3 separate regions of the Homo sapiens genome follow, and all the other regions are linked to region 3. Evidence: read pairs that join two places in POLR2A ChIA-PET (ENCODE). Cell type or tissue: GM12878. All regions are shown on one strand. Links, peaks and the distances in the headings refer to the core of each region. The heading gives the core; the rest is flanking DNA. Region 1 overlaps LOC105370969 (a long non-coding RNA gene). Region 2 overlaps WDR93 (WD repeat domain 93). Region 3 has its middle 46 kb from the start of IDH2.

Evidence for each region. Peaks named below come from ENCODE experiments on the same cell type or tissue, not always from the same donor. Only the 100,000 strongest peaks of a DNase experiment are listed, where the experiment ranks them.
Region 1: POLR2A ChIA-PET joins it to region 3 with 5 read pairs; 2 of 35 experiments call an interaction of 5 or more read pairs at or near these places.
Region 2: POLR2A ChIA-PET joins it to region 3 with 5 read pairs; 3 of 35 experiments call an interaction of 5 or more read pairs at or near these places.

Annotation. Positions count from the first base shown.
Region 1 is chr15:90,841,815-90,851,823 of GRCh38, reverse strand. All of the region lies in intron 2 of LOC105370969 (a long non-coding RNA gene), which reads right to left. Among named protein-coding and RNA genes, the nearest start is that of FURIN, 22 kb to the left of the region's middle. RefSeq lists enhancers at 6,492-6,611, 6,369-6,985. In GM12878, for the core only: no CTCF peak of the experiment used is centred there; a DNase peak (open chromatin) is centred at 6,382; H3K27ac peaks cover 681 bases.
Region 2 is chr15:89,734,405-89,744,568 of GRCh38, reverse strand. It overlaps WDR93 (WD repeat domain 93), which reads right to left. Exons shown (of 17, transcript NM_020212.2): 14 at 9,016-9,079; 15 at 6,840-6,996; 16 at 6,333-6,528; 17 at 931-1,277. The coding sequence ends at 1,178. It also overlaps a transcript of MESP1 not described here. Among named protein-coding and RNA genes, the nearest start is that of MESP1, 12 kb to the left of the region's middle. In GM12878, for the core only: a CTCF peak has its summit at 4,337 (motif pointing left); a DNase peak (open chromatin) is centred at 4,288.
Region 3 is chr15:90,143,536-90,153,699 of GRCh38, reverse strand. No RefSeq gene overlaps it. Among named protein-coding and RNA genes, the nearest start is that of IDH2, 46 kb to the right of the region's middle. RefSeq lists enhancers at 4,302-4,511, 9,625-10,159. In GM12878, for the core only: no CTCF peak of the experiment used is centred there; a DNase peak (open chromatin) is centred at 4,419; H3K27ac peaks cover 692 bases.

The sequences.
Region 1 (10,009 bases), core at 4,902-7,401, 700 kb before region 3:
TTTCTCTTCCTTCCTTTCTTTTTTTTTTTTTTTTTTTTTGACAGAGTCTCACTCTGTCACTCAGCTCTGTAATCCCAGCACTTTGGGAGTCTCAGATGGGCAGATCACCTGAGGTCGGGAGTTTGACACCAGACTAGCCAACATGGTGAAACCCCATCTCTACTAAAAATACACAAATTAGCCAGGCGTGGTGGTGGGTGCTTGTAATCCCAGCTACTTGGGAGGCTGAGACAGAAGAATTGCTTGAACTCCCACAGGCAGAGGTTGCAGTGAGCTGAGATCACAGTACTGCACTCCAGCCTGAGCAACAGAGCAAGACTCTGTCTTAAAAAAATAAATAAAAATAAAAATGGCCACAGAAACATTTCCAGTCCCATGTGTTACTCCAGAACCTTACCACTCTCCCATAGGGGAGAGTGTCCCACGGTGGCTCCCCAGATGGATCCTGACTCAGCAGCAGACGCAGCAGGGCAGGTGAAAGGATGTGGGGGAAACCTCACTGTTGCTCGTCACCACGTCCATCCACCTGACCCAGTTCCCAGCAAGGAGTCAGCCCTGATGGGCGTGTGCCTCGGCCACAGCTCCTCAGTGGGCCAGCAAGGTGCCTCAAAGGTCCTCTGCCACCTTCAAGATTGGGCAACAGGAGAGGTGGACCTGGCCCCACCCTGGCCCTGCTTGGTGTATCTTATGATAATTCACTTTGATGTTGTTTCTTTCATTTGTCCGGCCATTTTCCATTGTATGAGTGTATCATACCTTGTGTATCTCCTTGATGACGTTTCCAATTTCTTCCTCCTGGGATGCTCATAGAGCTTCTGTAGAGTCTCTGCCTGGAAGAGGAATGCTCACAGATGTTCTCACCTTCACCCTGATCTTGACCTGACCTTCAAGCTGCCATTTTGTGTCACTTCCAAGTGGCTTTACCAATCTTCTCCAGAGCTGGTGGGTTTTTATTTGTTTGTCTGTTTGTTTGAGACGAAGTCTTGCTCTTTTGCCCAGCCTGGAGTGCAATGATGTGATTTTGGCTCACTGCAACCTCTGCCTCTGCGGTTTAAGTGATTCTCCTGCCTCAGCCTCCCGAGTAGCTGGGACTACAGGTGCGTGCCACCATGCTGGGCTAATTTTTTGTAGTTTTAGGAGAGATGTGGTTTCACGGTGTTAGCCAGGATGGTCTCCATCTCCTGACCTCGTGATCCACCCATATCGGCCTCCCAAAGTGTTGGGATTACAGGCATGAGCCGCCGCGCCCAGCCCAGAGCTGGTGTTTTTAAGGAGTCTCATTTGGGTCTACATTTAATAATATCAGCTTTTATGTTTTCTTCCATTTTAAATTATCTGATGGGTGAGACATAATATCTCCTTGTTGTTTTAATTTACCTTTCTCAGCCAGGCGCAGTGGCTCACGCCTGTAATCCCAGCACTTTGGGAGGCTAATGTGGGTGGATCACTTGAGGTCAGGAGTTCGAGACCAGCCTGGCCAACATGGCAAAACCTCGTCTCTACTAAAAATACAAAAATTAGCCAGGCGTGGTGGTGCACACCTGTAATCCCAGCTACTTGGGAGGCTGAGGCAGGAGAATTGCTTGAACCCAGGAGGTGGAGGTTGCAGTGAGCTGAGACTGCACCAGTACACTCCAGCCTGGGCAACAGGGTGAGACTATCTCAAAAAAAAATTTACATGTCTCTGATACTATTGAGACAGAGACTTTTTCTGTTTTTGAGGCAGGGTCTCACTCTGCTGCCCAAGCTGGAATGCAGTGGCATGATCATAGGTCACTGTAGCCTCCATCTGCTGGATTCAATCCATCCCCCTGCTTTAGCCTCCAGAGTAGCTGGGACTACAGGCATGCACCATCATGCCCGGCTAATTATTTTGTTTTCTGTAGAGACGAGGTCTCACTTTGCTGCCCAGTCTGTTCTCCAGCTCCTGGACTCAAGTGATCCTCCCACCTTGGCCTCCCAAATTGCTGGGATTATTGACATGAACCACCATGCCCAGCCCAGAGCCTCTTTTTCATATGATTATTGGCCATCTAGGCTTTTTTTTCCTATAAGGTTCATAACCTGTGCCAAATTTTCTGTTGGGTTGGTTGTCTCTCTTCTTGATTTGCAGAAGACCTTTACATATTCTGGATACCAATTTGCTGATTATATTGCAGATATTTCCTCCATATTGTGCATATCTGTTATTTATTTATTTATTTATTTATTTATTTATTTATTTTTGAGACAGGGTCTTGCTCTGTCACTCAGGCTGGAGTGCAGTGGCCCAGTCTCAGCTCACTGCAACCTCTGCCTCCCAGGTTCCAGTGATTCTCCCACCTCAGCCTTCCAAGTAACTGGGACTACAGGCATACGCCACCACACCTGGCTAATTTTTGTATTTTTTGTAGAGACAGAGTTTTGCCATGTTGCCCAGGCTGGTCTCAAACTCCTCAGCTCAAGTAATCTGCCTGCCTCAGTCTCCCAAAATGCTGGGATTACAGATACGAGTCATGGTGCTCAGCTGTACGTATCCTTTAATCTTGTGGCATTTTTTTTTGTTGAACTTAAGATTTAAATGTCAATATCATCAGACTCATCAATTTTTTTCCATTGTAGCTGATACCTTTTGTGCCTAAGATACTCTTTCCTGTCAAAAGGCATGAGGAGCTGGGTGCCGTGGCTCACACCTGTAATCTCAGCACTCTGGGAGGCTGAGGCAGGTGGATCACTTGATGTCAGGAGTTCAAGACCAGCCTGGCCAACATGGTGAAACCCTGTCTCTACTAAAAATACAAAAATTATCTGGGCGTGGTAGAACACACCTGTAATCCCAGCTACTTGGGAGACTGAGACAGGAGAATCGCTTGAATCCGGGAGGTAGAGGTTGTAGTGAGCTGAGATCACGCCATTGCATTGCACTCCAGCCTGGGCAACAGAGTGAGACTCCATCTCAAAAAAAAGAAAAGAAAAGAAAAAAAAGGCTGGGCACGGTGGCTCACGCCTGTAATCCCAACACTATGGGAGGCTGAGGCGGGAGGATCACCTGGCATCGGGAGTTTGAGACCAGCCTGACCAACATGGAGAAACCCTGTCTCTACTAAAGAAAAAAAAAAAAAATTAGCCGAGTGTGGTGGCGGATGCCTGTAATCCCAGCTACTGGGGAGGCTGAGGCAGGAGAATCACTTGAACCCAGGAAGGGGAGGCTGCGGTGAGCCGAGACCGTGCCATTGCACTCCAACCTGGGCAACAAGAGCAAAACTCCGTCTCAAAAAAAAAAAAAAAAAAAAAAAAAGAAGGCTGAGTGTGGTGGCTCACACCTGCAATCCCAGCATTTTGGGAGGCTGAGGCGGGTGGATCATGAGGTCAGGAGATCGAGACCATCCTGGCCAACTGGTGAAACCCCGTCTCTACTAAAAATAAAAAAAGAATTAGCCAGGAATGGTGGTGTGTGCCTGTAGTCCCAGCTACTCAGGAGGCTGAGGCAGGAGAGTTGCTTGAATCCAGGAGGCGGAGGTTTCAGTGAGCCGAGATCATGCCACTGCACTCCAGCCTGGGCAACAGAGCAAGACTCCGTCTCAAACAAAAAAAAAAAAGAAAGAAAAAAAGAGGCACGTGGGGGCTTTGGAAGGCACTGGCTATGTCCCATTTGTTGTTGTGTTTTTTATTTTTATTTTTTTTAGACGGATTCTCGCCCTTTCGCCAGGCTGGAGTGCAGTGGCACGATCTCGGGTTACTGCAAACTCCGCCTCCAGGGTTCAAGCGATTCTTCTGCCACAGCCTCCCAAGTAGCTGGGACTACAGGTGTGTGCCACCATGCCGGGCTAATTTTTGTATTTTTAGTTGAGACGGGGTTTCACCATATTGGCCAGGCTGGTCTCAAACTCCTGACCTTCTGATCCGCCCTCCTCGGCCTCCCAAAGTGTTGGGATTACAGGAGTGAGCCACCGTGCCTGGCCTTACATCCCGCTTGTTGATCTGGATGCTGGCTACACAGCTGGGGTCACTGTGAAATTTCATCAAGCGGCACCCTTATGACTTGTACACTATGCATGTTGTAATCAAACAAAAAGTTTATTTAAAAAAGAAATTGTTCCTTACCCTGAGGTCATAAAAATATTCTTCTATATTTTCTTCTAAATGTGTTAAAATTTTGTTATTCACATGTAAGTCCTGAATCCACCTGGAGTTGTGTGTGTGGTGTTAGGTGGGGATCTAATTTTACTTTCCCATATGGATCACCACTTGTCCCAACGCCATTTATAAAAGAGTCTATCTTTTCCCCACTGGTTGGTGATGCTTCTCTGTCATACGGCAAATTCTCATTTATGCAAGGTTCTGTCTCCGGGACTCCTGTTCTGTCCTTTTTTTTCCCTTTATTTTTCATTTTTAAATGGGCTCTCACTCTGTCACCCAGGCCGGAGTGCAGTGGCATGATCTCAGCTCACCGCGGCCTCAACCTCCCAGGCTCAAGTGATCCTGCCACCTCAGTCTCCCAAGTAGCTAGGACTACAGGCATGTGCCGCCACACCCAGCTAATTTTGTTTTTGTAAAGACAGGGTCTCTCTGTGTTGCCCAGGCTGGTCTCGAACTCCTGGGCTCAAGGGACCCTCCCACCTTGGCCTCCCAAAGTTCTGGGTTTACAAGCATGAGCCACCGCACTCGGCCCCCCCTACCCTTTTTTTTTAATAGCCAGATGCCAAAGCCATTCTGTCTTAATTTCTTTAAAAATTGTTAATATCTGATAGGACCCTTTTGAGGACTTTAAGATGAGAAATGGTCAGAATGATGCTGGGATGAGGTCACTCTGATGAGAGGAGAATGGGTTTTAGAGACCAAGGCCAAAGGGTCAGGAGGAGCTGGTGGTAGCTATGGTGACCTGGCAGAAGGTTAGCAGCCCAGCGTGGGAGGTGGCTGGGAAGTGCACTGAGCGCACTGATGATGTGCCGAGGTAAAGCAGACGGGACTCGCCGAAAGATTGGATGTGGGGGTGAAGCAAAAATTGGGATCCAAGATGACTCTGTGGTTTTTGGCCAAAGTAGCTAGAGGAGAGTGGAGCCACGGGCTGAGATGGGAAAGCCTGGGGTGACGCTGACAGGTGGGCACTTAGAAAGTGCTCGATTTGGCAGGGCACGGTGGCTCACATCTGTAATCCCAGCACTTTGGGAGGCCAAGGTGGGTGGATCATGAGGTTAGGAGATCGAGACCATCTTGGCTAACACGGTGAAACCCTGTCTCTACTAAAATACAAAAAATTAGCCGGGCGTGATGGCGCGTGCCTGTAATCCCAGCTACTTGGAGGCTGAGGCAGGATAATCGCTTGAACCTGGGAGGTGGAGGTTGCAGTGAGCTGAGATTGGGCCACTGCACTCCAGCCTGGTGACAGAGCAAGACCCGGTCTCAAAAAAAAAAAAAGAAAGTGCTCAATTTGCCAGGCGCAGTGGCCCACGCCTGTAATCCTAACACTTTGGGAGGCCGAGGCGGATGGATCACCTGAGGTCAGGAGTTCAAGAACAGCCTGGCCAACATGGTAAAACCCCATCTCTACTAAAAATACAAAACTAGCCGGGCGTGGTGGTGGGTGCCTGTAATCCCAGCTACTTGGGAGACTGAGGCAGGAGAATCACTTGAACCCGGGAGGCAGAAGTTGCAGTGAGCCGAGGTCATGCCACTGCACTCCAGCCTGGATGACAGAGTGAGACTCCATCTCAAAAAAAAAAAAAAAAAAAAGAAAAAGAAAGAAAGTGCTCAATTCACCAGGCGTGGGCCACGCCTGTAATCCCAATACTTTGAGAGGCCGAGGCAGGAGGATCGGTTGAGCCTGGGAGGATGAGGCTGTAGTGAGCTGAGATCATGCCACTGCACTTCAGCCTGAGCGACAGAGCAAAACCCTGTCTTTAAAAGAAAAAAAAAGAAAATACTCAATCCACGCTTGTCTGAATGAATGAGCAAATGGGTGGGTGGGCATGAGTGAGAGGCAAGGCTACCCCACTGCCTGCAGCCCACCTGTCTGAGTCCTCAGGGAGGATTAAGTGAACCCCCCTTGCTCACAGGGTTCTGTGTCTCAGTGAGTCTGTACCACGTCCCCCCAGCGGGACTGTCATTGCTGGCAGCACTCCCCGCTCCCCACCAGGCACATCACTAGGCCCCCCATGCTCTTGGTCCCAGGCCACAGGTTCATGGAAGGCTCCCAGGCCCAAGGGAGCTAGGGAGGGCACAGCCAGGCCCTTGAGGCTGCAGGTCTGGCCCTGTCACTCATCTGCCTCCTCAGTTAAGGAGCCTCCAGGTCATTTTGGGGGCCTGTGCTATTTGCCAGCACAAAGCAGCACCAGTGTGGAGAAGCCACAGCCTCAGAGGCCCTGCTTGTGGGTGGGGGCTGAGACCTGAGTGTTCAGGACCAGATCACCGCTCTGTTTATAGCCCGCCTCTGGCTCATCATCACCAGCTGTTATGAAAGCACCTTCAGTCCATAAAACGTGGAAGTTGCATCTGAGTGCTCAGGCTGAGTCATTTCTCTGAGAAAGCCTTCAGCTGGAGCAGCATTTTTTTCGACCAGGCCTGGAGTGGGGCTCCGTGTGGGTCTGTGTTTACCCTGTGGGCAGCCCCAGGGGGCCTGGCAGGCCCTGGGCACAGGCTTCATTTACTCACTCATTGAATCAAGACCATTTTTAGGCTGGGCACGGTGGCTCATGCCTTTAATCCCAGCACTTTGGGAGGCCAAGGCAGGAGGATGGCTTGAGCCCAGGAGATTGAGACCAGCTTGGGCAACATAGTGAGACTCCATCCCTACAAAAAAAAAAAAAAAATTTGGCCAGGCATGGTGGCACGTGCCTGTGGTGCCAGCTACTCAGGAGGCTGTAGGGGAAGATCGCTTGAGCCCAGGAGGTCAAGGCTGCAGTGGGCAGTGTTTGTGCCATTGCACTGCAGCCCGGGGGACAGGACAAGGCACTGTCTCAAAAAAAAAAAAAAGGAACCAGTTTTAGCCAGGCGTGGTGGTATGCGCCTGTGGTCCCAGCTACTCAGGAGTCTGAGGCTGGAGAATTGCTTGAGCCCAGAAGTTCAAGGTTACAGTGAACTATGATGACATCCAGCCTGGGTGATGGAGTGAGACCCTGTCTCTAAAAAAGAGTTTTAAAGAATTATTTTTTCTTTTTTTTCTTTCTTTTTTTTTTTTTTTTTTGAGACAGAGTTTCACTCTTGTTGCCCAGGCTGGAGTACAATGGCATGATCTCGGCTCACTGCAACCTCCGCCTCCTGGGTTCAAGCGATTCTCCTGCCTCAGCCTCCCGAAGAGCTGCACCACCACGCTCAGCTAATTTTGTATTTTTAGTAGAGACGGGGTTTCTCCATGTTGATCAGGCTGGTCTTGAACTCCCAACCTCAGGTGATCCGCCTGTCTTGGCCTCCCAAAGAGCTGGGATTACAGGCGTGAGCCACTGTGCCCAGCAAAAAAATTATTTTTTCAAAGGATCATTTTAAAGCCCCTTTTGTGTGTTGAGAGTCAAGCACTATCACCAGGATGGACAAGGAGAAGTAATAAGGGAGGGAACCCTGAGTTCTTACATCCCCAAATAACGCGGGGGTGTGCAGAGAGGCCAGGTGCAGGTTCAGGAAGACTGGGAAGAGAAAGGGGAGGGAGGAGCTGAACTGCAGGGTGGAAAGATTGGGCTCAGCCTGGGTCTGCTCTGTACATCCACCTGGGGGTCCTTGGCCTGGAGCTCTGTCTGCCCTGCCAGAACCTCTGGGCTGAATGGGAAGGAGGGAGGAGGGAGGCATGGTAGAAACCAGTCTTTTTTTTTTTTTTTTTTTTTTTTTTTTTGAGACAGTCTTGCTCTGTTGCCCCGGCTGGAGTGCAGTGGTGCGATCTTGGCTCATTGCAAAGTCTACCTCCCAGGTTCAAGCTATTCTCCTGCCTCAGCCTCCCGAGTAGCTGGGATTACAGGCACGCGCCACCACACCCGACTAATCTTTTTGTATTTTTAGTAGAGACAGGGATTAGCCGTGTTGCCCAGGCTGGTCTGGAACTCCTGGGCTCAAGTGATCCTCCTGCTTCAGCCTCCCAAAGTGCTGAGATTACAGGCATGAGCCACTGCGCCTGGCTAAAACCAATCTTTATTAAGCACCTACTTCATGCCAAGCCCTGGGCTAGCTTGTTCTCTTAAGGCCTCACACCTGGTCCAAGAATTCTGACCACTTGCCGGCTGCAAGGATTTGGGTTAGTGACTTCACCTCCTACGTGTTATATCCTCTTCATCCCCTGCCTCATCTTCCTCACCTGGCCTTATGGCTTTGCCAGTCAAGCGAGATGACACAAGAAAGGCATTTACTCCATAAATGCAGCTGGTGCCTTTATAAAGAATCATGCTATGGCTGGCGTTTATGAAGCACACACGATACCAGGCACGATGCTGAGTGTCTTCCTCACAGTAACTCCATGAATCCATCGTCTCTGGTCCATTAAAAAAATTGTTTTATAGTCAGATAAGGAAAACATGGAAACATTGCATTCTCCCTCCTGGGGTACTTTAATATATTAAAGGCTGTTAGCCTGGGCACAGTGGCTCACGCCTGTAATCCCGGCACTTTGGGAGGATGAGGCAGGAGGATCGCTTGAACCCAGGAGTTCGAGACTAGCCTGTGCAACATAGAGAGACCCTGTCTCAACAAAAAATACAAAAATTAGCCAGGCATGGTGGCGTGTGTCTGTGGTCCCAGCTACTCGGGAGGCTGAGGTGGGAGGATTGCTTGTGCCCAGGAGTTTGAGACCAGCTTGGGCAACATAGTGAGATCTTGTCTCTTAAAAGAATTTTTTAAAAATTAGCTGGGTGTGGTGGTGCACACCTGTAGTCGCAGCTACTCAGGAGCCTGAAGCAGGAGGATGGCTCGAGCCCAGGAGTTCGAGGCTGCAGTGAGCTGTGATTGTGCCACTGCACTCCAGCCTGGGCAACAGAGCAAGACTCTTTACTATATATTACAAGGACTCAGGAGTCCTATGGTTAAAAGGAAATAAAAGCAAAACCCACCTGTTTGTGTTTAGCCATCATTTCCCATGTTTGTTTGCTTCCTGAGCTTCATTTCTGAGGAGCCCTTATTAAGATTGAGATTGAAGCCTGTCTGTGTTCACAGGTACACATGCAGACCTTCAACAGCTGTCTCGTCAGTCTTTTACGGGTTTATGGGGGCCCTGTGGACCACTTTGGCTTAGGACCCTGTATTGTTCATTTTTTCTCTCATTCATTCATTCATTCATTCAACCACGTGTCCCTTGATTCTCAAAGGCACAGTGAGAGGTGGGTAAGACACAGCTTCTGTTTTAAGGATCTCATAGATCAGGCCAGGCACAGTGGCTCACACCTGTAATCCCAGCACTTTGGGAGGCCGAGGCAGGCAAATTGCTTGAGCCCAGGAGTTCGAGACCAGCCTGGGTAACAAAGCAAGACCTTGTCTTGACAACTTAAAAATTAGCTGGGCATGGTGGCATACACTTGTAGTCCCAGCTACTGGGGAGGCTAAAGATCCCTTGAGCCCAGGAGTTTGAGGCTGTAGTGAGCTATGACTGTGCCACTGCACTCCAGCCTGGGTGACACAGTGAGACTCTGTCTTAAAAAAAAAAAAAATCTCATAGATCTGATGAGGGAGACGGAACAGTGTGATCAGAAATTCAAGGCACTGAGGGAGCCCAGGGGCTGGCACTTAACCCAGTCTTGGGCATCAGGGATGGCTTCCTGGAGGAGGTGTGGGTTAAGTTGGCCAGGTGAAGGACATCAGTGGTCAGAGTTGTACATATTTGTACATCTTTGAAAACAGTTGTACATCTTTGAAAAACTGTGCATTATCTAGACTCTCCAGGACCTCCCTTGGATTATCTGACTCCATTCTATGAAGACTACTTACAACTCTTTAACTTGTAGGTTAGTGATAGCAATGCAAAATTTTGCTTCTCTACAGACCTGCAGATTCCAAACTCCAGTAGGAGACCAGTTGACTCTCCCCTCCCTAGCTTTGCCCCCATTTGCGTGTTTTTGTT
Region 2 (10,164 bases), core at 3,036-5,535, 410 kb after region 3:
TGTTTCACAAGGTTGCTTAAAGCTTAAATGTAAAATACACCAACCACAGAAATGTTGGTTCCCCAACACCTTAGGTGGTGTGTAAGCCAAGACCATCTTCCTAAGTTCTCCTTCCTCGTCTCCAGAGAGCTGCCAGAGCACCTGCTGTGTAGAGGGAATTACTGCCAACAGGTATGTTGGCGGCTATATTTCATTCCCATGGTGGGGTGTGGAGAGGGCCAGAGTGTCTCAGGCGGGGATACCTTCATCCCGGGGGACAGTCAGCTAGCCAGCATCAGTGCCACATGGAAGTTGTCTGGCCAACAAGGAATGTGGTATGTGACCCAGGGAGGAGGTGGATGGGGCTGCAAAACAGCAGCCATCACAAACTCTGAGTGCAGTCACCCTCCCAGGTAGTTTCTCACCCAAGAGACTGAGCAGGCCTAGGACCAGGCTGGGACACTTGAGCCCCCTCAGCCTCCAAGGTTCCACACAGGGTCCTCACGGATCCCTTGGGCTGCTGGGGACCCCTCCGTCTGTTTTTTGGGGGAGGACAGTTTCTAGAGAAGAACAAGGCATCTCTCTGCCCAGCCACCTCTAGCGTTCCTGAGCCAGCAGGCCAGGGGCAGCAGTGGCCCAGCTCCTGCCTGCCACCTCTCCCTCCCACTCTGCCTCTCGTACCTGTGTGGCCTCAGGCCCTTACGCCACCATCCTGAGCCTCACCTCCTCAAAGCTATTCTATAAAGGTGTGAGCCAGCCGTGGGAGGGAGAAATGGGTGGGGAAAACAGGTGGGCGGGGTGTCTTGCTCATCTGAGGACAGTGGCTCTCCAGGGCCTAGGAGGTGAGTGGTCCTCACCAGGCCGAGGACTCTGGTTGAAACCATCATCTGGGCCCTGCTGGGGTCTGGACTGCGTGGGAACGATGAGTTATATACCACAGCAACTTGGGAGTCTGGAGACAATATCACTGTTTATTTGGGTGACACATCTGCCTGCCTGAGGGCTCTGACAAGAGGCTTAGTGGTTGAAGGTCCCCCAGATTATACTTTTCCCCTTGCTGGCTCTGCAGAGGCCCCAGACTCCGAGTGCAGGCCTGTGGAGCTGTGGCTCTGTTACATTTCTCTTGGCCTCAGTGTCCTGGGAGCAGCTGCCTCGTGGCTGAAACCTCCTTTTCAGAGATCCCAGGGCGGTGGCAGCCTCACTTCTTGAAGTTCTCTCTCTGGAGCGACAAGGAGTACCTCTGAAGCCGGGCCCAGTGCTCCTCCTCCTTCTCTGGGTTCTTCTCCAGCTTCCGATAGCTGAGGGCCACACAACTGTGATGAGAGGAATCTCCTCTCACTTCCCCAGCTCCCGAGCCCCCAGGGCAGACCTCGACTACCCTGTGCTCCTATGAGAAACTCTAAGAGGACACACCTGCATCGCCTCTGTGTCCTCAGGGCTCAGCCTGGTACACAGCAGGTGCTCAGAAGGCCTTTCCTGGAGGAATGATGGGTCTAGCATTCTTACCTGTGAGGTGCATGTGGGTAGACAGGATGGCGAGCTGAGGAACTAAAAGGCTATTTGCAAACAAGCTGTGGTATTACACACAACGGAACATTCAGACTGAAAAGGAAGATGTTCTGACACATGCTCCACCATGGATGACTATTGAGGACATTACGCTGACTGAAATATGCCAGTCACAAAAAGACACACTGTATGATTCCAACTTTTATAAAGACAGTTTGAGTTGGGTCTTTTAAAAAGTAAGAGTTGTTGGCCAGGCGCGGTGGCTCACGCCTGTAATCCCAGCACTTTGGGAGGCCAAGGCAGGCGGATCACCTGAGGTTGGGAGTTTGAGACTAGCCTGGCCAACCTGGAGAAACCCCGTCTCTACTAAAAATACAAAACTTGCCAGGCGTGGTGGCACGTGCCTGTAATGCCAGCTACTCAGGAGGCTGAGGCAGGAGAATCGCTTGAATCTGGGAGATGGAGGTTGCAGTGAGCCAAGATAGCACCATTGCACTCCAGCCTGGGCAACAAGAGCAAAATTCCATCTCAAAAGAAAAAAAAAGTAAGAGTTGTTTAAAAAAAAATAATAAGTGCATGTTCACTACAGAAAAATCAGAGAAGCCCAAGATTCACCCCTCAGAGTGCACACAGAGACGGGCACGCTTAGCAGGGTGGAGGGGGGGCTGTCAGTGGGGTTGTGGTAGGGAAGGAGGTGCAAGTGAATGATGTTAAAATGCTTAGGCAAACAGGAAGAGGAGTACTCTGGGGGAGAAAGACAATGACCATAGCTTTGATTTGTTTTGAGGCTCTCCATCTATGTGGAGATAAGATTTTAATTAATTTAATTAATTAATTTTTTATTTATAGATGTAGATGTAGAGATGGGGTCTCACTATGTTGCTCAGGCTAATCTTGAACTCCTGGCGTCAAGTGATCCTCCATCTCTGTCTCCCAAACTGCTGGGATTACAGGCGTGAGCCACAGCACCTGGCTGGTAATGTCCAACTTTTCACAAAAATGGTGAATGCTATCTTAAAAATGTATTGGAGGCCGGGTGTGATGGCTCATGCCTGTAATCCCAGCACTTTGGGAGGCCAAGGCGGGTGGATCACAAGGTCAAGAGATCGATACCATCCTGGCCAACATGGTGAAACCCCGTCTCTACTAAAAAATACAAAAATTAGCTGGGCATGGTGGCATGTGCCTGTAGTCCCAGCTACTTGGGAGGCTGAGGCAGGAGAATCACTTGAACCTGGGAGGCAGAGGTTGCAGTGAGCTGAGATTGTGCCACTGCACTCCAGCCTGGCGACAGAGCGAGACTCCATCTCAAAAAAAAAAAGTATTGGAGATAGGTTTTATATTTAGATTTATATAACCGGTTATATGAATATATTTAAACACTGGAGAAATTCCTTCACTGTCTCAGAACCAAGCAAGATGCACCATATTTTGTGTTGATTTGCCTCTTAAAGGAAAGGGCTGAAGGTAAAGTAGCAATGTGTACTTTATATTTTTGACCTTAACTCTGCCAATCTAAGTAGAATTCCCTGTATCTGTAATGGTTTCTTTTAGGCTGAGAATGGTGGCTCACACTGATAGTCCCAGAAATTTGTAAGGCCCAGGTGGGAGGGTCACTTGAGCCTAAGAGTTCAAGACCAGCCTGGGCAACATAGGGAGACCCTGCTTCCACAGATAATAAAAAAATTAGCTGGGTGTGGTGGCGCATGCCTGTGGCCCCAGTTGCTCGGAAGGCTGAGGCAGGATTGCCTGAGCCCGGGAAGTCAAGGCTGCAGTGAGCTGTGATTGCACCACTGCACTCCAGCCTGGATGACCCTGTCTCAAAAAATAGACAAAATAAAAATAAAATAAAATCCCTTTTACTTATTGAAAGAGATTCTGGTGTGATTTATGTGTAATAGCAAATAAAGAATATTTAACACTTATTTATTTATTTTTTTTGAGACAGATTCTTGCTCTGTCGCCCAGGCTGGAGTGCAATGGCATGATCTCAGCTTACTGTAACCTCCACCTCCTGAGTTCAAGCAATTCTCCTACCTCAGCCTCCTGAGTAGCTGGGATTATAGGCACCTGCCACCGTGCCCGGTTAATTTTTGTACTTTTAGTAGAGACGGGGTTTCACCATTTTGGCCAGCCTGGTCTCGAACGCCTGGCCTTAGGTGATCCACCCGCCTTGGCCTCCCAAAGTGCTGGGATTACAGGTGTGAGCCACCGCGCCCGGCCAATTTAACACTTTTTAAAAAAGTAATCTATACATTTGCAGCTTTTAAATAAAATCAGGCCAGGCGTGGTGGCTCATGTCTGTAATCCCACCACTTTGGCAGGCCGAGGCAGGCAGATAATCTGAGGTCAGTAGTTCGAGACCAGCCTGGCCAACATGGAGAAACCCCATCTCTACTAAAAATACAAAAATTAGCCGGGCGTGGTGGCGCATGCCTGTAATCCCAGCTACTGGGGAGGCTGAGGCAGGAGAATCGCTTGAACCCGGGAGGCAGAGGTTGCAGTGAGCCGAGATCGCGCCAGTGCACTTCAGCCTGGGTGATAAGAGTGAAACTCTGTTTCAAAAACAAAAACAAAAACAAAAAACAAAAACCCTCCCTGTGAAGAATAGTTGAACATTCTTGGTAGACCTTTAGAGAGGGCCAATGTCAACCATCGCCTTCTTCATTGCCTCTCTCTCCCCAGAGACTCATGAGACCATATTCGTCTCCTGACGAATAGGCACATTTCCCTCCGGGAGGTACCGAGAGCCTCCCAGCGACCCACTACAATGCAGGAAGGACTTGAACGCCCCTGTTAAGTGCAGGTATGAGCTAGGAAGCGGAGAGGAGCTATGGTGCCACCTAGTGGTAATGTTTAGAATTTTCCCAGGCATGAACTTGGATTAGCAGGGAGCCATCATCATGGTCATAACTACCATTTACTGAGCAACCACTCTGTGCCTGGTACTTTCCATGTATCATCCCACTTAATACCTTAAGCCAAAAAAAATCAGGCATCATTAAAATGGTCAGAACACAGCCTGGCATCTCACAGGTGCACAATATGTGTTTTTTGACTGAATGAGGAGGCTGAGTAACTCGCCCAAGGTCTCATTGTAAGTGGTAGTGTCAGAATCAAACTCAGGTCTGTTTGGCTCCAGACCTGCATATCTTAACCAGTCTACTTCAATCTTCCCTGAGTAAACAGTCTACACAGAGAAAGGGGGAAATAGTCGTGAAGTGACTCTTCCCTGAGTAAAGAGTCTACACAGAGAAAGGGGGAGACAGTCGTGAAGAGACATTATGGTGATTGGAGAGATCACAGAATCTCAGAGGTCACGTTACATACATAGGAACATCTAGGCACTGGAAGGAAAGGAACCTGCCAGAGCCACCTAGTTCTGTAGTGGCAGGCCCGGGACGAGGATCCAGGACTCCACTGATGACCCCAGTCCACCCGAAATGTGTGGTCAGATCCCAAAAGGAATCATCAACAAGGATTTGCAAATCCCCAGAAATTTATTGTGAGATGGATTAGAAGAGACACCTATTTCTCCAGAATGGCCTGAGTACTGTTCCTTATGCTTTGATAGCAGAAAGGAGGGCAAGAAAACAGTGCTTGCAGGATTAGGGAGAGTGGAAAGAGGAAGGGGAAGAGGAGAAACACACACATAACGGTTTATCTGAATGATGGGTAAAAGAAAGGGGTCTTAGATCATGGGTTGGCAAACATTTTCTGTAAAGGCCCAGAATGTAAATAATTTAGACTTTATAGGTCATGCTGTCTCCTTCGCAGCCTTCAATCCTGCCATAGCATACAGTAGCCATAGATAATACATAAACAAATGGGCACGGCTGTGTTCAAATAAAACCTTATTTACAAAACCAGGCAGTGGACTGGATATGGCCCACAGGTCATAGTTTGCCAACCCCATCTTAAGGATTGTGTCTAATAATCCAAACATACTTTTTTTTTTTTTTTTTGAGGCAGGGTCTGACTCTGTCACCCAGGCTGGAGTGCAATGGCACGATCTTGGCTCACTGCATCCTCTGCCTCCCAGGTTCAAGCAATTCTCCCCCACCTCAGCCTCCAGAGTAGCTGGGACAAAAGGCATGTGCTACCACACCCAGCTAATTTTGTGTTTTTTGTAGAGATGGGGTTTCGCCATGTTGGCCAGGCTGGTCTCAAACTCCTGAGCTCAAGCAATCTGCCCACCTCGGCCTCCCAAAGTGCTGGGATTACAGGCATGAGCCACCGGGCCTGGCCTAAACATACTTTTAAGAGGGAATTGAGAAAGTTAAAAAGATGATCTTGACAGGAAGAAAACACCAACTGGAAGCCCTTCTTTTCTCCCAGCCTGAATTAATGACTCTTTTTCTACCAATCCACATGTGAGGTGGAGTGCAGCTCATGGGCTATCATGGGGTAGAACCCTTCACTTAGGGGAAATTTCTTTTTTTTTTTTTTTTTTTGGGACAGAGTCTTGCTCTGTCACCTAGGCTGGAGTGCAGTGGTGCGATCTTGGCTCACTGCAACCTCTGCCTCCCAGGTTTAAGCAATTCTCCTGCCTCAGCCTCCCGAGTAGCTGGGATTACAGGCATGTACCACCACACCCAGCTAATTTCTGTATTTTTAATAGAGACGGGGTTTCACCATGTTGACCAGGCTGGTCTTGAACTCCTCACCTCAGGTGATCCGCCTGCCTCGGACTCCCAAAGTGCTGGGATTACAGGCGTGAGCCACCACGCCCAGCCAGGGGAAATTTCAATGCTGAAAGGATTTACCATGAAAGAAACTCCACTATCCCTCAATCCAGAGACAACCTCAGATGTGGGAGGGGGTGAAGACACAGAGCTCTTTACCTCTTCTGGAGGAAACGCTCACATCTCTTCTCCAGTGGCAGTGCTTGGGGGAAGGCCATGTTATCCAAGTCCCTTTGAGGAATGGTACAATTTTTTGAGATATTTTCCAGGAGTGGGCAGGCCTCAAAATTAAAATAGAAAACAGAATATTGGATTCCAGCATCGTCGGTGGACGCAGTTTCATGTGAATAGTCTCCTGTGACGAGACAAGAACACCATGTTCTGTGTAACAATCGCTTTCTCAGTGGGCTCTGTGGTCCAGGTGAGCAGGTGGGGGCTGCTCTCTGCTTATAAAGGCTGGGTCATCTGGGTTGAGCTGTGACTTCAGAGAGAAGACCCTGCTGGCATTTTATCTAAGTGCCCTGTGAGGACTGAGCTGCGGTACCCTTTGGCCTATGGTAGAGGGGGACACAGAGTGGGGAGGAGATCGGAGGGGCTCTCTCTGTTTGTGAGAGAACTAAGTCAGGGAAATGGTCAGTGGGCATCAGCCCTGGTCCCTTTCTGTACCTCGGAGCAGGAAACATGGATGGTCTGGAGACACAGCAAACACTGGCTTCCAGGGGACCTCCAGAGGAAAGGCTCCCGGAGGGGCAAAGGCACAGATGATTTCACGCTTGGCCACATCCATAAGGCACACAGAGCCATTCTTGGAAAAGATGAGCACCTGGGAAGCAAAGAGATGGTGAGGGGGGCTTCTACTGGACTCTGTCCCTCACAGGAAGGTCGTGTAGAGGTCACCCCAGTAAGGAATGAGAGAAGCAGCTGGACATAAAACCTCTTGGGCCCCAGCCTCTGGATCCATCCAGGGCTGCTGGAGACCTGCACACACATGTGTGCTTGGGGTCCCCCTCAGCCAACAGACCCTCCTCCACATGCTGTCTGCTCCAGGGCTATGCATTCCTCCCCTTTTTCCCAGCCTCTCTTCCAAGTTCTCTGCTTCTCTGCTGAAGAGCTCACCCTCCATGTAGCCAAGATTCCATTTCTCACCTGTGCTCCCAATGCCTTTCCTTCCCACTGCCTCAGGGACCTTGCTCAATCTAACAGCCCCTCCTGGCCTGAGATCTGAGCTGGGGATGCTCTCTTGCCTGGGCTCTTTCCTCTGCAGTGAACATACTAAACTCTCCCCATCCTTAGAAAGTCCCCTTTGGCCGGGCGCGATGGCTCATGCCTGTAATCCCAGCACTTTGGGAGGCCAAGGTGGGCGGATCACGAGGTCAGGAGATCGAGACCATCCTGGCTAACACGGTGAAACCTCGTCTCTACTAAAAATACAAAAAATTAGCCTGGCGTGCTAGCGGGCACCTGTAGTCCCAGCTACTCGGGAGGCTGAGGCAGGAGAATGGTGTGAACCCGGGAGGCAGAGCTTGCAGTGAGCCAAGATTGCACCACTGCACTCCAGCCTGGGCGGCAGAGCGAGACTCCGTTTCAAAAAAAAAAAAAAAAGCCCCCTTTGACCCAACAGCCTCCTCCAGCTGCCACACCACTTTCCCCTCCCCACACAAGAGGGTCTCTCCACACCCTGTCCACTCCCCCACCTCCTGCGTCTGTCTCCCAGCTTCAGCCACTCGTCTCCACCATGTTCTTGGTTTTTCTGCAGCACAGGACACTGCTCTCACTTTCTTTAGACTCTCCTCTCTGCTTGCAGGACTGTCCCCATGCAGTTTTCCCTGGGGCCCCTCACGGTCACTTTGTGAACTGATTTTCCAGGTCCTGTAAGTGATGGTAGTGCCCATGGGAACCTCTTCTCTATTCACTCCCTCTCTTTAACAAGGGGAACCTGCTGTACGCCCCACTTCAACCACCTCTCACTAACTGTACCTGGCTGGTGAGCATGGAATCTACATTTTCAGCCCTTGGCTCTCTTGGAGCCTCCCCTGGGGGTCCTGTAGGCCCCTCACCCTCCGTAGGGCCACACCAGGAATCACAGACTTTCTCTCCAGGCCTGAAGTGGGCCCTGTAAGGACTGGGGAATCACCTCTGCAAGCGAGGATCAACCGCGCACGCTTCCCTCTCCTTTGGCAACAGCCACAGGTAGTGAAGAATGTGGAGTCCATCGCCGAACTGAGATCTCTCAACTCTCCATCCCTGCTCTAAATATGCTGTTCCCATTCTCTGACCTCTCTGTTTGAGCCCCATCCCACACAGGGACACATCTGTATCCTTCTGCGCAGTGTACAGGACCTTCCATGGTCTGGCCCACCTGTCTTCCCGCCCCAGCCTCCTCCCTCTCCACATTCCACAGCAATCTCATGTGGCAGATACTGGGACTTCCTGCAGTGCCCGGGACACGTGGTGCTCTCTTGCCTCCATGGTGTTGCCTTCTCAACTCCTCTGGCTCAGCTCAGCTGTCACCTCCTCCAGAAAACACAGTCCTCCCCTGCTGCCAACTTCTGCAGGTTGAGTTAGGTGACCCTCTCTCTGTTCCATGCATCCATTAAAAAATCCCTATCACAGCCTTTCTCATGTTCTAAGGCAGCTGCCTGGTGACTTCTCTGTCTTCCCAAATGAGCTGTGTGCTCCATGAAGGCAGGTTCTTTCTCTTTCTATTTGTAAACCCGAAAGCTAGTCCAGTGCCTAACACATAACAGGCCTTCAATAAGCATTTTCTAAAGGACAGATGAACACATTCACAGAAGAGAAATGAGAGGCATGGGGCATTTACAGAGAGGCATGGGGAACCTACCATGCCAGGTAAGGCTGGGACTGGGGCCACGGCACAGATGGTTTTATCCAGGTGCTTTACAGGCCTATAGGACAGAAAATATACAGACATTCTCCTACTTTAAGAGTTTAAAAGTTTTGATATCCTCTTCTAGGCATATATCCTGGAGAAATTCAGAGAAATCAAGAAATATGTGAGGAGGCTGTTCATAGTAGCAAAAAATTAAGAACAATCCAAATATCTATTAGGAGGATGCTTAAGTCATTGTGGTATCTTATACAATGAAATATAATATGGTAATGAAAATAAAAGAACTGGAGCTACATGCATCAACATGTATGGCTCTTGTGAACAATGTTGCAAAGCAAGATGCAGAATAAATACCATTGAAAAACAAGTTGGAGGCTGGGTGCAGTGGCTCACACCTGTAATCCCAGCACTTTGGGGGCCCAGCACTTTGAGCCCAGGAGTTCAAGACCAGCCTGGGCTACAGAGTGAGACCGTGTCTCAAACAAAACCAAACAAAACAGAAAGAAAGAAAGGAAAGAAGGATGCACGGAAGGAAAGAAGGAAGGAAGGAAGGAAGGAGGGACGGAGGGAAGGAAGGAAGGAAGACAAGTTGGAGAATATATAGAATATGGTTTGCTTTGTAAGTTTCCTAAATATGCATAGCTAAATAATATACTGTTTAGAGATACAGTCATACAAATGTGGTTAATTCTTTTTCTTTTTTTAATAATTTTTGTTCTTTTCACAGAGAAGGGGTCTCACTATGTTACCCAGGCTGGTCTTGAACTCCTGAGCTCAAGTGGTCCACCCGCCTTGGCCTCCCAAAGTGCTTGGATTACAGGTGTGACCCTCTGTACCTGGCCTAAATGTGGTTAATTCTTAAGGGAAAGCAAAGGAATGATGAATTTAGAAAAATGGTGTGGTAGATTGAAAAGCAGTTGGCTGTATTTGGCAGTGACTCCCATCAAAAGATGGAGTCTGTTTTTCTACTGCTTGAATGTGGGCATGGATGTGGGATGTGCTTTGCCCAATGGGACATTAGCAAATGTAACATGAGCAGAAGCTTGAAAAGCATTTGTGTGCTATGGTTGCCCTCTCCTGCTGCTAGGAGCCCTTAGACTACCATGTGAGAAAGGCTGTACTAGTCTGCAGGAGAGACCA
Region 3 (10,164 bases), core at 3,477-5,976:
TGAGGCCTAGGCAACATGGCGAGACCCTGTCTCTACAAAACAAAAACAAAAACAAAAACAAAAACAAAAACAAACTAACCAGGCATAATGGTACATGCCTGTAATCCCTGTGGATTAGCAGGCCAAGGTGGGAGAATTATTTGAGCCCAGGCATTCAAGACCAGCCTGGGCACACAGTGAGACTCCATCTCTAAAAAAAATTTAAAAATTAGTCAGGTGTGGCCAGGCATGGTGGCTCACGCCTATAATCCCAGCACTTTGGGAGGCTGAGGCAGGCGGATCACGAGATCAGGAGATCAAGACCATCCTGGCTAACATGGTGAAACCCCGTCTCTACTAAAAATACAAAAAAATTAGCTGGGCGTGGTGGCGGGTGCCTGTAGTCCCAGCTACTTGAGAGGCTGAGGTAGGAGAGTGGTGTGAACCTGGGAGGCGGAGGTTGCAGTGAGCCGAGACTGCGCCACTGCACTCCAGCCTGGGGGACAGAGCGAGACTCCCTCTCAAAAAAAAAAAAAAATTAGTCAGGTGTGATGGTGCCTGTAGTCCCAGCTACTCAGGAGGGTGAAGTGGGAGGATCCCTTGAACCCAGAGGCTGAGGCTGAAGTGATCAGTTACCATGCCACTGCACTCCAACCTGGGCAACAAGGCGAACAGAGCCTTTTGACATGGACTTAGAGACCTGCCTCACCTTGGCATCAGTCCACTGATTTGGGGGCTGTCATTTGACCTGACCGTTCTAGTGTCTACTCCATATTTCTCCATCTTGGCTGCAAACAATAATAAGTCTGTTAGGAGACCTGCTGAATCTAGGATCTCTGTGCCTCACATCACGAGCTGAGGTTGGTCTGGGGCTGCAGTTGATGACCCATTCCAGCTCCCATGAATTGTCACATCCTTTTCTACGGGGTCCTGAGTCACCCTTTAATCTTGCTTAGCCCTCTGCCCCAATGTTTGAAGTTTCTGTTGCCTTCCTTTCAGGAAAGGGAATGGCGTTTTGACCCTCTCCAATCTTTCAGCGCATCTTCCATTGTCGTTTTTCAAAGACCAGTGGCAGGGACTCAGCATCCCGTTTCTCAGTAGCCTGGGATAGAACTAGTCTGGGCCAAAGGACCTAAACTTTTTTTGAGTAGCCAGGCACTTGTTTACAAACTCTTCGGCCTATCTTGGACCAGCTAAGAGCTACCTCCCTCCCTGGCAAAGCTCATGCACACAGTTCCCTCCCAGGTCTGAAAGGCAGAGACTGCCCCGCCCCCACCACACTGGCCACAGGTCCCACCTTCCATTTCAGCCTCTGCCAGAAATCCCCCTGCCCCATCCGCTGTCTGTCCCCTGCAGCTACTAGCAGCAGGCCTGCCCTTTCTGAACAGAACCAAAAGTTCCTTTCAATTGTCTTCTCTGGCAGCATTCTATTACAGTTGTTTATTTCCTCCATTACAAAAAGTAGCACAAGCTCATGAAAGAAAATGTAGAAAATCCAGCTAGGTAGCAAGACAAAGGAAGGAAAAACAACTTCCTGCCCCATTACCTAAGATCAAGCACGGTTAACATTTCAGTACCAGTACCGTAGGGAGGCTATCCTAACAGGCTCCTGTGTCTTTTTTTTTTGTTTTGTTTTTTTTGAGACAGAGTCTTGCTCTTGCCGCCCAGGTTGGAGTGCAATGGCACAATCTCGGCTCACTGCAACCTCCGCCTCCTGGGTTCAAGCGCTTCTCCTGCCTCAGCCTCTGGAGTAGCTGGGATTACAGGTGTCCACCACCACGCCCGGCTAATTTTTGTATTTTTAGTAGAGATGGGGTTTTGCCATTTTGGCCAGGTTGGTCTCAAACTCCTGACCTTGTGATCCACCCCCCTCAGCCTCCCAAAGTGCTGGGATTACAGACATGAGCCACCGTGCCTGGCCAGGTCTCCTGTATCTTTACATGCCTTCTTTTAAAATTTCCTTTTAGGCCGGGCGCGGTGAGACTCTGTCTCAAAAAAAAAAAAAAAAAAATTCTTTTAAATCTGAGCTCTAATTATGAACATTTTGTATACCCTTTGACAAAACAATTCCACTTCTGCAGAATCCCTGTGACTGTGCCCAAAGATTTGATCCACCAGCAACCCCGGCACAAGGGGCCTGTTCTCCAGAGCACCAGCAGGAACAGGTGTAGCTGGAGGGCAAGGATGTTACTGGAAGCAGTTTGGACAAACCCAAAAAAGGTCCCTCACTATCACAGCAGTGTTCTTTGGGGAAGAAGGTAGAAATGAGGAATGAAGGGTATATTTTCACTTTTACTTTATACACTTAAAAAAAAAAAAAAAAACAGGGCCAGGTGCGGTGGCTCATGCTTGTAATCCCAGCACATTGGGAGGCCGAGGTGTGAGGCTTGCTTGAGCTCAGGAGCTCAAGACCAGCCTGGGAAACATAGTGAGACTCTGTCTCTACAAAAAAATTTTAAAAATTAGCTAGGCATGGTGCATGGTGGTGCACACCTGTAGTCCAGGTACTTGGAGGCTGAGGCCAAAGAATTGTCTGAGCCCAGGAGCTTAAGGCTTCCATGAGCTGTGACTGTGCCACTGCACTCCAGTCTGGGTGGCAGAGTAGGTCTTGTCTCAAAACAAAAATAATCAAAATAAATAAATATAAATAAAAACAAAAAAACAAGATTTTTGCAGAGATTCTTGTCTTAGTTTTTCCATTTCTGATGTTCCCATATTTTCTACAGGGAGCATATGTTGCTTTTGTAATCACAGAAGTGTAAGATAGTGGTATGGACTGAATTATGTTCACCAAGAAGTTCTAGCTTCATATGTATTTGTAGGTAAAGTCTTTAAAGAGGTAATTAAGTTAAAATGAGGTCCTTAGGGTGGGCCCTAATCCAGTAGGATGGCTGTCCTTATAAGAAGAGAAGATTAGGCAGGGCCAGGCACGGTGGCTCATGCCTGTAATCCCAGGACTTTGGGAGGCTGAGGCGGGCGGATCACTTGAGATCAGGAGTTGAGACCAGACTGACCACCTGGTGAAACCCCGTCTCTATTAAAAATTCAAAATTAGCCGGGTGTAGTGGTGCATGCCTGTAATCCCAGCTACTTGGGAGACTAAGGGAGGAGAATCGCTTGAACCCGGGAGGCAGAGGTTGCAGTGCGCCGAGATCACGCCATTACACTCCAGCCTGGGCAACAAGAGCAAAACTCTGCCTCAAAAAAATAAAAGGGAAGAGAAGATTAGGACACAGACATGCAAGAGGGAAAAATGTGAGGACACAAGGAGAAAATGGCCATCTGCAAGCCAAAGAGAGACACCTCAGAATAAATCAGCTCTGCAGACACCTTGATTGTGAACTTCTGGACTCTAGAATTGTAAGAAGCTAAATGTCTACGGTTTAAGCCACCCAGTCTGTGGAACTTTTGTTATGGCAGCCTACCAAATTTGTTTGCAAATTACATTGCAAACAAATGCAATGGTCAGGAGTTTGGGACCAGCCTGGCCAACATGGTGAAACGCCCGCCTCGGCCTCCCAAAGTGCTGGGATTATAGGCACGAGCCACCGCGCCCGGCTGTCGGTCACTTTTTGGTGCGTGGCTAGAATTTGAGCTTCAGTCTGTGAGTCAGGGACCAAGCAGAGGATCCCACAAAGCAAAGAGTGAGGTGTCTCTCCTGCAAGCTGCCACCACCGCAGTCACACCAACAGGCTCAGAAAGCCCTGAGAGCAGTTCTCAGTGAGGAGTGGTGCCCAATAGAAAGCCTATATCCCCTGTTGGTGACAGTGGGGAAGAGAAAGGCCGGAGTCAGGGAAGTGGTGGCTCTTGGCCAGAAGAATATTCCAAAGAGCAGACGGCAGAACGTTCCATTTGGTGGCCCCTTGGGGCCCACCATATACCCAGGTGTTCTGACCCTGTTGTGGGTTCCAGACCCCTTTGGAAATCCAATGAGAATAAGGAACCACCCCCTAGAAAGACACAAACACACACACACACACACACACACACACATAGATTTGGACACTAATTCAGGGAGTTTGTGTCCTCCTTGAGCCAACATTCAGGTTCTCTAATTTCAAACCTCTGCTCTACTGAGAACCATAAAAAAGCAGTTTATGGAACTGTTCGACCTGGCTCCTGCCAGTGCAAAAACTGTTCACTGAGCAGAAGACGAGATGGGACTGAAAGGTAAACAGTCAGATGTAAACAAAGAGAAAGCCAGGAACCTTTACACAAACATTCCCGCAAAGCAGGAGGCTGCAGGCTCCATGTGGCTCTGAACACAGCTTTTCTGATAGCAGAGACTGAATTGGGCACAGAACATCTGCTTTGCGTAATGTGCTCTTTGCAGAGGCAGGCAACAGAACCTGTGGCCCCAGAAATGTTTCCCCTTGAGCTGAAGCTTATCAGAGAACAGAAAGATAGGTGGAACCACGTTCCAGTGTAGATGAAACTGACCAATATGATAAGAAAATGAAACTGTGAACATGTATGAGTAAGCCCCAGGGTTTTGTGTGGCCATCTTCAGGGACTCTTGTAGGCAGTGACGACATGGTAGGCTTGGGAAGCTCTCTGGGCTCACTCCTACATTCTCTGAACACTAGACTGTAAGTAGTAGAGAAGTAAGGGCTCTTGCCTATATATTGGATTATTGTTTTCTTTCTTTCTTTCTTCCCTCCTTCCTTCCTTCCTTCCTCTCTCTCTCTTTCTTTCTTTCTTTCTTTTTGAGATAGAGTCTTGCTCTGTCACCCAGGCTGGAGTGCAGTGGCGCAATCTTGGCTTGCTGCAACCTCCGCCTCCAGGGTTCAAGCAGATTCTCCTGCTTCAGCCTCCCAAGTAGCTGAGACTACAGGCACGCACCACCACACCTGGCTAATTTTTGTATTTTTAGTAGAGATGGGGTTTCACCATGTTGGCCAGGCTGGTCTTGAACTCCTGACCTCAAGTGGTCTGCCTGCCTCGGCCTCCCAAAGTGCCGGGATTACAGGTGTGAGCCACTGCACCCAGCTGCAAGCAGCTTTTTGATGACCTCCTATGGGAGATGAGATTTGTGAAGCTGACAGCATAGCACAGTTGTTAGGACACCAGACTGTGGACCCTCAGTTGGCTGACCTTGGTGGCTCAGATTCCAGCTCAGCCCTTTTCTTTCTGGGTAGCAATGGGCAAAGTGCTGAAGCACTTTCTGTGTAAATTTTCTCATCTGTAAAATGAGGATAACAAAAGCACAGTTGTGAGGACTAACACAGCTAAAGCACTTAGACAGCTGCATCTAATAGTGTAGCCATCAGCCACAGTACCTACTGAGCACTTGAAATGTGGCTTGTCTATCCCAGCTACTTGGGAGGCTGAGGCAAGGAGAATTGCTTGAACCTGGGAGGCGGAGGTTGCAGTGAGCTGAGATCGTAACAATGCGAGACTCCATCTCAAAAAAAAAAAAGAAAAAGTAAAACAAAAAGAAAACGTGGTTTGTCTAAACTGAGATGTACCCTGCGTGGTGCTCGCGCCTGTAATCCCAACACTTTGGGAGGCTGAGTCGGGAGGCCAGGCACAGTGGCTCACACCTGTAATCCCAACAGTTTGAGAAGCTGAGGCGGGAGGATCGCTTGAGCCCAGGAGTTTGTGACCAGCCTGGACAACATGGTGAGACCCTGTCTCTACAAAAAAAAAAAAAAAAATTTAAAAATTAGCCTGGTGTGGTGGCATGTGCCTGTAGTCTCAGCTACTCGGGAGGCTGAGGAAGGAGGACTGCTTGAGTTTAGAAGGTCAAAGCTGCAGTGAGCCATGATTGTGCCACTGCACTCCAGCCAGGGTGACAGAGTGAGACCCTGTCTCAAAAAAACAAAACAAACAAAAAAACCCTGAAATGTGATGTATGCATAAATTCACATCGGATTTTGAAGACTTCATACAAAAAAGGCCAGGTGCAATAGCTCATACCTGTAATCCCAGCACTTTGGGAGGCTGAGGTGGGTGGATTGTTTGAGTCCAGGAGTTTGAGACCAGCCTGGGCAACATCGTGAAACCCCATCTTTACAAAAAATACAAAACATTATCAGGGCCTGGTGGTACGCGCCTATAGTCCCAACTACTCGGGAGGCTGAGGTGGAAGGATCACCTGAGCCTAGGGGAGGTCAAGGATGTAGTGAGTTGTGATCGTGCCACACTCCAGTCTAGGCAACAGAGTGAGACCCTGTCTCAAAAAAAAGTAAAATAACTCCCTAATTATTGATTATATTGGGTTACATAGAATATATTGTAATACATAGAATATATTATTTGTTTGTTTGTTTTTGAGATGGAGTCTCACTCTGTTGCCCAGGCTGGAGTGTAGTGGCACCATCTCGGCTCACTGCAACCTCCACCTCCAGGCTGGAGTGTAGTGGCACCATCTCGGCTCACTGCAACCTCCACCTCCAGGCTTCAACCGGTTCTTCTGCCTCAGCCTCCTGAGTAGCTGGGATTACAGGCGTATGCCATCACGCCTGGCTAATTTTTGTATTTTTGGTAGAGACGGGCTTTCCCCATATTGGCCAGGCTGGTCTTGAACTTCTGACCTCAAGTGATCTGCCTGCCTCAGCCTCCCAAACTGCTGGGAGGACAGGAGTGAGCCACCACACTCAGTCTAAATAGAATATATTATTACAATTAATTTCACCAGTGGGTTTTTTGTTTTTACTTTTAAAAATGCAGCTACTAGAGTTTTTAAAACTACGCTCTTTTCTGCCATGGTGAAAAGTAAATTAATAAATTAAAAAACAACTACTAGGCCAGGCGCAGTGGCTCACGCCTGTAATCCTAGCACTTTGGGAGGCCGAGGCGGGCGGATCACCTGAGGTCTGGAGTTTGAGACCAGCCTGACCAACATGGAGAAACCCCATCTCCACTAAAAATACAAAATTAGCCGGGCATGGTGGCACATGCCTGTAATCCCAGCTACTCGGGAGGCTGAGGCAGGAGAGTCACTTGAACCCGGGAGGCGGAGGTTGCGGTGAGCCAAGATCACACTATTGCACTCCAGCCTGGGCAACAAGAGTGAAACTCCATCTCAAAAAAAACCCAAAAACAAACATTAACAACAACAACAAAACTACCTATGTGGCTTGCATTATGTGTTTATTGGACAGCAGCTGCTTAGAACAAGCCTGGTGTGGAGTAAGTCAGTGTAATTGTTAGCTGCTGTCAGTGTTCAGTGCCTGACACGTGGTAAGGGCTTATTGAAGAGCAGTTTTTTGGTTTTTGTTTTGTTTTGAAATGGAGTCTAGTTCTTTCACCCAGGCTGGAGTGCGGTGGTGCGATCTCAGCTCACTGCAACCTCCGCCTCCCAGGTTCAAGTGATTCTCATGCCTCAGCCTCCTGAGTAGCTGGGATTACAGGTGCTCCCCACCATGCCTGGCTAATTTTTGTATTTTTAGTAGAGACCGGGTTTCACCATGTTGGCCAGGCTGGTCTCAAACTACTGAACTCAGGCAATCTGCCTGCCTTAAACTCCCAAAGTGCTAGGATTATGAGCATGAGCAACCATGCCTGGCCTGTTTTTTTTTTTTTTCTTTTTTTGTGACAGGGTCTCACTTTGTCGTCCAGGCTGAATGAGTGTAGTGGTGTGATGTCAGCTCACTGCAGCCTAGATGTTCTGGGCTCACACAGTCCTCTCACCTCAGCCTTCTGAATAGCTCTGACTATAGGCATACACCACCATGTCCTGCTAAGTTTTCTACTTTTTTAGAGACGGGGTCTTGCTATGTTGCCCAGGCTGGTCGCAAACTCCTAGGCTCAAGCGATCCTCCTGCCTCAACTTCCCAAAGTGTTGGGATTACAGGTGGAGAGCCACTGTGCCTGGCCTTGAATGGCAGTTTTGAAGACTTCTCTCCATCCCCTCTCTTGCCTCTCTGCCTTGGCAATCCAACCTGGAAAGCATTGTCTGTTTCCTTCCCAGCTTGTCCTATTCACCGGCAGTGAGAGCCCTGTCTTTCCTTTGATCCTCCCAACTCCCAGTGCCTCTCCAGGGGTGCTGAGCCCCCCAGTGGATTTCCATGCTGGTGGGACTTTCTGGGTGTCCAGTTTCCCATCACCTCCCCTCTCCCACCAGCTCTGGGCCCGAGTACCTCTGCGTTCCCCCGGAGTCCACCCACCTGGGGTGTTGTGATCACTCTTTGCCATCGTCACTCTCGGGTTTTCTCCTTAGGCCCTGCTCTTCTGAGGCTTGATCTGTGATGCCGGGAGAGGTGGGACGCTGCCAGAAGGGGCTACTGGCAGGCTGCCAAGAGGCTGCCCACAGAGGCCTTTGCCCTGACAAATTCACCCCTGGGGCCCTGGGTCTGCCCTCCGCCTGGCAGCTGGTGGAGAGGAGAGCCAGGTCCCAGCTGTGGACTCAGACTAATCAATTGCTCAGGAGGCCAATATATACACCAGGTGGTAAGTTTCCAATGCATTTAGCAGGGTGAGACCGGTTTTTGTTTAGGAAAATATCTTGATAGCCACTTTTGTTGAGGAAGGGGAGGTGCTAAGGACATAGTTGAAGGAAGATGTTTAAACACAGGAGGAATCAAACGGCTTTACAGAGAACGTTAACCGGAACTTGGGGGCGAGGGACCCCAAAAGAGAAGAAGAAATGGAAAGATGGTCATAGAAATGAAGGGTGAAGGAGGGAGGAGGGAGGGAGAAAACAAAATGGCAAGGGCAGAGCCTGGGAGGTATGTGTCCACTGAGAATTTCACAGTGGCGGGGAGACCAAAGGGCTTTTTTTTTTTTTTTGAGACTCTTGTTGCCCAGGCTGGAGTGCAATGGCGTGATCTCAGCTCACTGCAACCTCCGCCTCTGGGTTCAAGTGATTCTCCTACCTCAGCCTCCCGAGTAGCTCGGATTACGGGCATGTGCTGCCACACCCAGCTAATTTTGTATTTTTAGTAAGATGGAGTTTCTCGATGTTGGTCATGTTGGTCTTGAACTCCCAACCTCAGGTGATCCGCCCGCCTCAGCCTCCCAAAGTGTTGGGATCACAGGAGTGAGCCACTGCACCCAGCCTCGAAGGACTTTTTTTTTTTCTTTTCTTTTTTTTTTTTTGGTGATGGAGTCTTGCTCTGTGGCCCAGGCTGGAGTACAGTGGTGCGATCTCAGCTCACTACAGCTTCTGCCTCCCAGGTTCAAGCAATTCTCCTGCCTCAGCCTCCTGAGTAGCTGGGACTACGGGCGCATGCCACCACCCCCGGCTAATTCTTTAATTTTTAGTAAAGACGGGGTTTCACCATGTTGGCCAGGCTGGTCTCGAACTCTTGTCCTTGTGATCTGCCTGTCTTGGCCTCCCAAAGTGTTGGGATTACAGGCATGAGCCACCATGCCAGACCTCAAAGGACTTTTAAGAACAGGATCTGTACTATTCTTTTTGAAATGGTTTGTTTTCCTACTAAGTACACCCCAGTACACCCCTCTATTGCCCAAGCCTTCAGTAAAAGCTGTAGCTCATGTGACAAGAAAGCATAGAAAGGCCGGGCACGGTGGCTCACACCTGTAATCCCAGCACTTTCACTTTGGGAGGCTGAGGCGGGTGGGTCACCTGAGGTCAGGAGTTTGAGACCAGCCTGGCCAACATGGTGAAACCGCATCTCCATTAAAAATACGAAAAAGCCGGGCGTTGTGGCTCACGCCTGTAATCCCAGCACTTTGGGAGGCCAAGGTGGGTGGATCACGAGGTCAAAAGTTCAAGACCAGCCTGATCAACATGGTGAAACCCCATCTCTACCAGAAATACAAAAATTAGCCGGGTGTGGTGGCGGGTGTCTGTAGTCCCAGCTACTCGGGAGGCTGAGACAGGAGAATCGCTTGAACCTGGGAGGCAGAGGTTACAGTGAGCTGAGATCACGTCACTGCACTCCAGTCTGGGTGACAGAAAAAGACTGTCTCATTAAAAAAAAAAAAGAAAGAAAGAAAAGAAAGAAAAAAGAAAGCATAGAAAGAGGGCTTTTTTTTTTTTTTTTTCTAGGATGGGCACAGAGCAGAGGGACATCACCGGGAAGTGAGAGGCAGGGACTCAGGAGGTCAACACTGCAGGACTGGGGCCAGGGGCACTGGAAAGCCCTCTAGAATCCTGGAAGCAGTGAGGAGAATGTCCGGGGCCCGACTGCCATGGGCTAGGAGTAGGAGGAGACTCGATTTAGAGCTCGAAGGCTAGGGCCACCCAAGCTGTGCAACTGGGCCCAGCCTGGGCAG